Linked DNA regions of Homo sapiens: all the other regions are linked to region 1. The links are chromatin contacts, found by Hi-C or POLR2A ChIA-PET in ENCODE. All regions are on one chromosome and are shown on one strand. The core of a region is the stretch at or near the end of the contact, and the rest is flanking DNA. Distances in the headings are between cores, read along the strand shown.

Evidence for each region. Hi-C counts contacts between places; a loop is a spot of excess contacts on that map. ChIA-PET counts read pairs that join two places held with the same protein, here RNA polymerase II (POLR2A). Pooled maps may share reads with other maps.
Region 2: a map of endothelial cell of hepatic sinusoid shows a loop between it and region 1 (2.5-fold over the local background). The contact joins the enhancer-like site here to the promoter of LINC01891 in region 1. A Hi-C loop is called at or near these places in 3 of 168 maps with a recorded cell type or tissue (Caco-2, endothelial cell of hepatic sinusoid and endothelial cell of umbilical vein) and 3 of 50 pooled maps. POLR2A ChIA-PET finds 5 or more read pairs at or near these places in 4 of 52 experiments (AG04450, T-cell, naive thymus-derived CD4-positive, alpha-beta T cell and 1 more).
Region 3: POLR2A ChIA-PET joins it to region 1 with 7 read pairs in CD4-positive, alpha-beta T cell. The contact joins the enhancer-like site here to the promoter of LINC01891 in region 1. A Hi-C loop is called at or near these places in 10 of 168 maps with a recorded cell type or tissue (B cell, CD4-positive, alpha-beta T cell, CD4-positive, alpha-beta memory T cell and 5 more), 23 of 37 single-sample maps with no recorded cell type and 20 of 50 pooled maps. POLR2A ChIA-PET finds 5 or more read pairs at or near these places in 22 of 52 experiments (CD4-positive, alpha-beta T cell, CD4-positive, alpha-beta memory T cell, CD8-positive, alpha-beta T cell and 12 more).

The regions. Positions count from the first base shown.
Region 1 is chr2:234,453,297-234,455,957 of GRCh38, reverse strand. LINC01891 (long intergenic non-protein coding RNA 1891) reads left to right here and starts at 1,363. Exons shown (of 3, transcript NR_146988.1): 1 at 1,363-1,473. It also overlaps the pseudogene HSPE1P9.
Region 2 is chr2:234,257,412-234,260,072 of GRCh38, reverse strand. No RefSeq gene overlaps it. Among named protein-coding and RNA genes, the nearest start is that of LINC01891, 200 kb to the left of the region's middle. Within about 2 kb of position 1,297, at least 6 of the 41 ENCODE cell types and tissues checked have a DNase peak (open chromatin) inside an H3K27ac peak, as active enhancers do.
Region 3 is chr2:234,277,710-234,280,370 of GRCh38, reverse strand. No RefSeq gene overlaps it. Among named protein-coding and RNA genes, the nearest start is that of LINC01891, 180 kb to the left of the region's middle. Within about 2 kb of position 1,335, at least 3 of the 41 ENCODE cell types and tissues checked have a DNase peak (open chromatin) inside an H3K27ac peak, as active enhancers do; they include CD4-positive, alpha-beta T cell, CD8-positive, alpha-beta T cell and natural killer cell, where a contact is called at or near this core.

The DNA of each region.
Region 1 (2,661 bases), core at 114-2,613:
TTAAAAAAAAGTTCAACATTTCACTGTTTTTTTCTTTTTGTTTTGTTTTTTTTTAATAAGAGCTTTTATGGAACCAAAAAACCAAAGGAGGATGTCATTATAAATTAAGAATAGAGGGATCTCTCCTTGTGGTGCTGCACGAGAGCGGAGTATGAGTCTGCGGTTGAGGAAGTCATGGCAGGACAAGCATTTAGAAAGTTTCTTCTACTCTTTGACAGAGTATTTGTTGAAAGGATTGCCACCACAACTGTAACCAAAGGAGGCATTATGCTTCCAGAAAAATCTCAAGGAAAAGTATTGCAAGCAAAAGGAGTAGCTGTTGGATCAGGTTCTAAAGGAAAGGGTGGAGAGATTCAACCAGTTAGCATGAGAGTTGGAGATAAATTTCTTCTCCTAGAATATGGAGGCACCAGAGTAGTTCTAGATGACAAGGATTATTTCTTATTTAGAGACGGTGACATTCTGACTGGGCACTGTGGCTCACGCCTGTCATCCCAGCACTTTGGGAGGCCAAGGTGGGCGGATCACCTGAAGTCAAGAGTTTGAGCCCAGCCTGGCCAACATGGTGAAACCCCATCTTTACTAAAAATACAAAAATTAGCCGGGCGTGGTGGTGTGTGCCTATAACCCCACTACCCGGGAGGCTGAGACAGGAGAATGGCTTGAACCCAGGAGACGGAGGTTACAGTGAGCCAAGATCATGCCATTGCACTCCAGCCTGGGCGACAGAGTGAGACTCTTTCTCAAAATAATAAATACATAAAAAAGAGATGGTGCATTCTTGGGAAGTATGTAGACTGAAATAAGTTACTATTGAAATGACATCAACTTGAAGCTGCCCATTCCACTGAAGTTCTGAAATCTTTCATCATGTAAATAATTTCCAGATCTGTCTTTTTTAATAAACTAATGATAACTAATGACAAAAAGTAGAGAGCGTAGCTAAATCTATTCAGTCCATCCTCAATTCAAACTATCCCTCGTGCTTCTAGTTGTTCCTTTTGTCAATCTGTCCTGTTTTCATTACGTGTTGTTCTTCCTTACATTTTCTATTTCTTCTTTGAAATCGCTTTCATAACTTCAAACATACTTATTTTTTAATCTTTTAAGATAATTTTGTTACCTCAATATCTTGAATTGCTACAGGGGTATTATCAACCCAGGGCCAATTCATATGTTACAAGCTTAACTTAGAGTTTCCTGCCCCACGCAAGTAATTTAAATTCAGACTTTTTTTTTTTTTTCTTTTCTGAGACCTGGGTAGCAGCACGTCGATGGGTTGGTTTTGTTTCCTCTTCATTGAAGGTGGTGAGTTTCAAAGATATCAGCTTTATATAAAGCTCTCCGTTCCAACCCTACCCCAAACTTCCTCTCCTGTCTTCATGTGGATGCTAACTTAAAACTCTTATTTCTGGGTCAGATAACTCCCTGCTCTCAGCCCTGATGACTACACCTTTGACACACACTATATTGGTATGGCTTTTAATTTTCTCTTTGTTTCTAGCATTTGAGAATCTCTGTCTTTGTTAATTCAACTATGTATTTTTAAATAAACTTCATATTTTAGCTAACACTTGTAGATATTTGTAGCTGGGGAAAACTAACTTTAGTTGATTCTACTGAGTAGACAGGACTGGAAATCCATTCTCTGGGGTTTGTTAAAACCAAAGTAACTGGCTCTCCTGGATGCTAGCTCACTGTCCAAGTTGAATTTAGTGTCAATCATCCAGAAAATGTCCCGTTTTTCATGTGCGAAGTCTGCTTATAGTTAATAGACCAGCTTAGGTTCTTCATTTAGTTCAGTGAACTCTTCAAAATGTGGTTTCAATATTGAAATAAATGCATATCATTCTAATTTTACTCTTTTCTCTCTCTGCTAGGAAACTGGAGGGAGTAAATCCTACAGACAATAGACAAATGTTTGAAATACTTAGAACATGGTTTGTTTTTCTTTTTGTTTTTGTTCTGAAATGGAGTATTGCTCTGTTGCCCAGGCTGGAGTGCAGTGGTACGATCTTGGGTCGCCACAACCTCCACCTCCCAGGTTTCAGCAATTCTCCTGCCTCAGCCTCCCGAGTAGCTGGGACTACAGACACGTGCCACCATGCCTGGCTAATTTTTTGTATTTTTAGTAGAGACAGAGTTTCACTGTGTTGGCCAAGACAGTCTTGATCTTTTGACCTCATGATCTTCCCATCTTGGCCTCCCAAAGTGCTGGGATTACAGGCATGAGCCACTGTGCCCGGCCAGTTGTTTTAATTCTAGGTTCTGGATACATGGGAAGTGGAGGAAATGCTGGACAAGAAGGCACAGTTAGATGGTAGACCCACCTCTGTCAATAACCAGGCCCAGTTTTAACTCATTGTTTTTCAATTGTAAAATAAGAGTGTTGGACAAAATACCTTATAGGCTCCTTCTAGCTCTTAGGTGATTTATAAAGGTTTGGGGTGAGGGTAAACTGGGCGGTTAAAGTCTGTGTAATCTGAAAGCCATGCAGGGGCTCTGACGGGCTTACCCCTGTCCCTGCAGCCAAGTCCTGACGTGCTACTTTCCCAGGGCTTGGTTCTTGCCTGTTTCTCTTGAGGCTGCCTTGGCATTCACCCACGCTCTTGGTTGTTATTTTTTACTCTCTGCCCCTGTGAAAATACACCTGCTCTCGTG
Region 2 (2,661 bases), core at 48-2,547, 200 kb after region 1:
GGTGAGGCTGAGGCTGGGACTGAGGTGAGGCTGAGGCTGGGGCTGAGGTGAGGCTGAGGCTGAGGTGAGGCTGGGGCTGAGGTGAGGCTGAGGCTGAGGCTGAGGTGAGGCTGAAGCTGAGGCTGAAGTGAGGCTGAGGTGAGGCTGAGGCTGAGGTGAGACTGAGGCCGAGGCCGAGGCTGAGGCTGGGGCTGAGGTGAGGGTGAGGGTGAGGCTGAGGCTGGGGCTGAGGTGAGGCTGAGGGTGAGGCTGAGGCTGAGGCTGGGGCTGAGGTGAGGGTGAGGCTGGGGCTAAGGCTGAGAGGTCACCAAGCAGAGCTCCGGTGATGGCTTTTCCTCTCCTGAATAGTTTCTATACCCAGTGACCAAGGCCTGAGTAAAATGCATAATACCACTTTGTGCTACAGATATTTGTAGATGAATTTACATTCTTTACTAAATTATCACCTCCCTGACAGCAGGACCTGTTTCTGATTCAGCTTTGGATTTCTCAGAGAACATAGTACACCTCATAGAAAATAAATGCAAAAGATGTAAATGTTGGTCAAATGAACGAATTTTTATTCTGGTCAAGAGGCCCAACTTTACCTTCCTATCCAACACTCTGTTATTATTTGGCATGTGTTTATTTTTATTTATTTATTTATTTTTTAGACGGAGTCTTGCTCTGTCACCCAGGCTGGAGTGCAATGGCGCAATCTCGGCTCACTGCAACCTCCACTTCCCAGGTTCAAGTGATTCTCCCGCCTCAGCCTCTCGAGCAGCTGGGACTACAGGCATCCGCCACCACACCTGGTTAATTTTTTTGTATTTTTAGTAGAGATGGGGTTTCACTATGTTGGCCAGGCTGGTCTCCAACTCCTGACCTCGTGATCCGCCCGCCTCGGCCTCCTAAAGTGCTGGGATTACAGGCGTGAGCCACCTCGCCTGGCCTGGCATGTGTTTATCTTTAGCCCCAAGTCAGCGATGGTGCTTGCTGCTTAGTACATGGTGCCTGTTGCATAGTGCTGGGTGCATGGTACACGGATCTCTGTTTGTGGTCCCATATGAACTGTGCTGTCAATGGATACTATACAAATTCAACTATAAAGAAACTTTCATCCTCATATTGCATTCTGTGGCTTGCAAAGAACCTCATTCAACAGGATCTCAGGGTATTTCCAGGTGGGGCATGGATGGCTCAGAGATCTACTGATAAGCAGCAGGGGCAGCCCCAACACCTGGGTGTTCTTACCTATAGCTCGGGGCCTGTTTCCGCACATCTCACTGCCTGCAGGAAAGGTGATTCCAGGTGAATTACTTCTTTTTGAAGTGATTAAAGTTTTTGCCCATAGCTCCTTGGTTTTTGCTGTAAACTACAGCTTTTCTAGCGTGCAACCATGTTTCACCATTAGATTACTCACAGGCTCAGACCAATCACTACAAACCACAAATGGCAAATTGAAATATGGATTGTGAGTTGAATTTTCACCTTGTTATCTTTGGATTTCTGCAATCAAAGGATCCAATGCTTCATGAGCTCTAGGGAAATATACTTGGTAGCCAACCCATTTTATTGCAAAATTGCCTATATAGGTTAAAAATTAAGAGAAATAAGGCATCCCCCTCTCTCCTTTGCTGCAGCCTCTGGAGCGCCTTGCCCTCTCCCTACCCTCTGCCTCCTCACTGTCTCATATCCTGTGACTCACAGGACATGTGCTCCGAGCCACAGAATCCCACAGTGAATGTGTCTGGCAGCTGCCAGGTATTCTCCCCACCAGGAGGCTCCACACATGCTCCCTGAAACGTGCTGCAGCAAGCACTGTGAAAAATGCACTTTCTCGTCGCTTGACTTGGAGAGAGTCCTATGTGTTTGAAGACTTAACAGATGCCACAGAAGCCTCAGAAATGCTCTCTCCGAGGTTAAGCTCCCTCCTCCAGCAAGTGGGACATTTTCACATCCACCGTCTTAGCTTAGGGCAGTAGGGATTTCCTAAAGATGAACAACCCTGTCTGGTTACAGGTAGATTGTTCTTGAGACACAGGCCACACCCCTCCCGGCCTTCCCATCCTTGGCAGGGTCCTAGAATGCTGTTTCCACTTTTCCAGATGCAATGGTGAGAAATTTGGTGGTGATTACTGAGAAAACCAACTCTGGTTATTTCTGACAAAATCAAAGTTGTTTGGTTAGGGTTAGGGTTAGGGGGTATACTAGTCCGTTTTCACGCTGCTGATAAAGACACACCCAAGACTGGATAATTTACAAAGGAAAGAGGTTTAATTGACTCACAGTTCCACATGGCTGAGGAGGCCTCACAATTATGGCAGAAAACGAAAAAGGAGCAAGAGGCTATCTTACATGGTGACCGGCAAATAGAGAATAAGAGCCAAGCAAAAGGGGTTTCCCTTTATAAAACCATCAGATCTGTGAGACTTACTCACTACCATGAGAACAGCATGGGGGAAACTGCTCCCATGATTCAATTACCTCCCACCAGGTTCCTCTCACAGCACGTGGAAATTATGGGAGCTACGATACAAGATAAATTTGGGTGGGGACACAGCCAAACCATATCGGGGGGATTTGCAAAAGTCACCCCTATCATAATGCCTGAGGGTTTGTACTGCTACATCAATTACATTTTATTTTTTCTTTCCCTCCCTCCCTGTCTCCCTTCTTTCC
Region 3 (2,661 bases), core at 86-2,585, 180 kb after region 1:
CAAGACCGAACTTTCCATGGACTCCTTCCTGCCAGGTGATTTTTCCAGGACCTCTCACCTGCTTAGCTCAAGAGGTGGAATGAGAGCTCACCTCCAGACTCCAGGCTGGGCGCTCGTGTGGCTAAGAGACTAAACAAACACAAAGGAACGAAGTTTCTGCAGCTGTTGGGTCAGTCCATTTGATCACCAAAAGCAATGCTTGGAGCCCATGATTCTAGGAGCTTACACGCACTTTTATTACCAGCATCCCAGACAGAAAAATTTTGGAAATGAACTAGAAGAGTCAAGAAATGAACAAAAACTGTTGCTGCATTGGTGGGAGGACTCAGTCCCGTGCAGCCCTGCACCAATATGGCAACTGCTTCAAGTTCCTGACCTCTTCCCTGCAGCCTGGGTTCCCTAAACAGGGTGGGGCAGAGACAGCTGGCCCTTCAGGCACAGGAATCCTTAGTGATTCTGGACACACACTTCAGGCCCCAAGGGTTGCTCACCAACCACCTCTTGCTCCCTCTGCATCAGCTGGTCTTGTCCATTAAAGCCAAGTAAGCCAAGATGGGTGTTTTATGCCATTAGGAAAGACTTACTCAGCTTCGGCATCAAGCAACACCAGCCCCAGGCTAGTCTCAAACTCCTGACCTCATGACCCGCCCGCCTCAGCCTCCCAAAGTGCTGGGATTACAAGCATGAGCCACTGTGCCTGGCCTCTACTATCATATTTTGATCAGGATATTAACGATTCTATGTCATGATCCAGAACATTCGGTCACCACAAAGATCCCTCCTGTTGTCTTTTTAGAGCCTCGCCCACTCCTTCCCTCTCCCACCTAATTCCTAACCCCGGGCAAGCACTACTCTGTTTTATTTTTATCATTTCATCACTCTAGGAATGTTGTATAAAGGGAACCATATAGTACAACTTTTTACATGTGGCTTTTCTCACTCAGTATAATTCTCTGGAGATTCGTGCAGGCTTTACAGGTAACTGTGGTTCCTTCTTTTTCATTGCTGAGTAGTATTCCATGATGGAGGCACTGAGTGTGTTTAGCCATTCATGCATTGAAGGACATCAGTTGTTTCCAGCAACTATTACTAATAAAGTTGCTATGAACATTAGCGTACAGGTCTGAGTGTGTGTGTGAACATAAATCTTCATTTCCCTGAGATAAGGGCAAAAGGATTTTCACCTTCAGTGCAGCCGTTGGGGAGAGAGATGTCTTATAGTGCCTGAAAACCAAGAAAAATAACTTCTGAGAAAAAGAAGAAAGAACAGGAAGAACCAAATAACGTGTCAACCTCCTCATGTTGTGATGGTGCAGAAAAAAACCCACAAAAACCATATTGCTGAGTTCATTTGTATTTCACAGTCTACATCTCAGTATTCTCTTCATCTATGCAGACACAAATGGGAATAAAAATAGTTAGAGAAGCAGAAATACAATCTGTGAAACCTCTACTTTAAGATTAATTTTAAGACACAAAACTGAGAACTCTGCAATTACTGTATCACTTATGCTAACAGTAATGACAACAGGGTGGAGATGTCTGGTCATGCCACTATAAGGAGTGCCTCTGGGTATTAATAGGGGGAGTGATTTACATCAGGGACCTGCTATAAAAGCTGACTCATTGACATGGTTTTGATCCGTGTCCCCACCCAAATCTCACGTTCAACTCATGATGGAGGTGGGGTCTGGTGGAAGGTGCTCGAATCATGGGGGTGGATCCTTCCAACATGGTTTAGCGCCATCCCTTTGGTGCTGTTCTCCCGAGAGAGTTTTTCTGAGATCTGGCTGTTTAAAAGTGTGTGGCACCTCCCCCTCCTCTCTCCCTCCTGCTCTGGCCATGTAAGATGGGCCAGCTCCCGCTTTGCCTTCCACCATGATTGTAAGTTTCCTGAGGCCCTCCCAGAAGCCAGGCAGATGTTAGCGTCATGCTTCCTGTATAGCCTGTGGAATTGTGAGCCAATTACACCTCTTTTCTTTATAAATTATCCAGTCTCAGGTATTTCTTTATAGCAGTGTGAGGACAGACTAATATACTCATAGTGTTTATGTAGCAGGTATTAAACTCTCAAAGAAAGGACATCCTTTGAATACAATTTATTTCATTAATTAAAAAAAGAAATTTTAAGAAAATTTTACTTTTCTATTAATTATATAGGACGATGCCTATAAAAAGATAAGCAAAGGGCCTGCCTGCCAATCAAAAGCATAAAAGCTCAATAAAAACTTACATTCAAGGCAATGAGCAGAGATTGGTTCCCTACGGAAAATCAAAATTGTTCTTGTGGAGAAAAAACTTGAGAAACAGCCTCAAAACACAGGAGAAAGGATAAAGAAGTAAAAAGATGATAGATAAGATAATACATGGAAAAATTTTAACAGAAAGCCTAACAATGTTCCCAAAGAGGAAAGAAGACAAATGAAGCAGAAACAGTAATTGAATAGAGAAAAGAATTTTTAAAAAACAGCTTTTCAGATCTAGTAAGACTTGAATGCGAAAAGCAGTATTGCCAATCAAACTCAACAAATTTAACTGAAAGGCAGCAACATCTACACTTATCTGACTACATTTTTAAAAAATCAAATGCTAGAACAGAATTTCATAGGTGTTCACGGGAAAAAACCCAAATGTGTAATGTGTGAATAAATAAAAATCAGA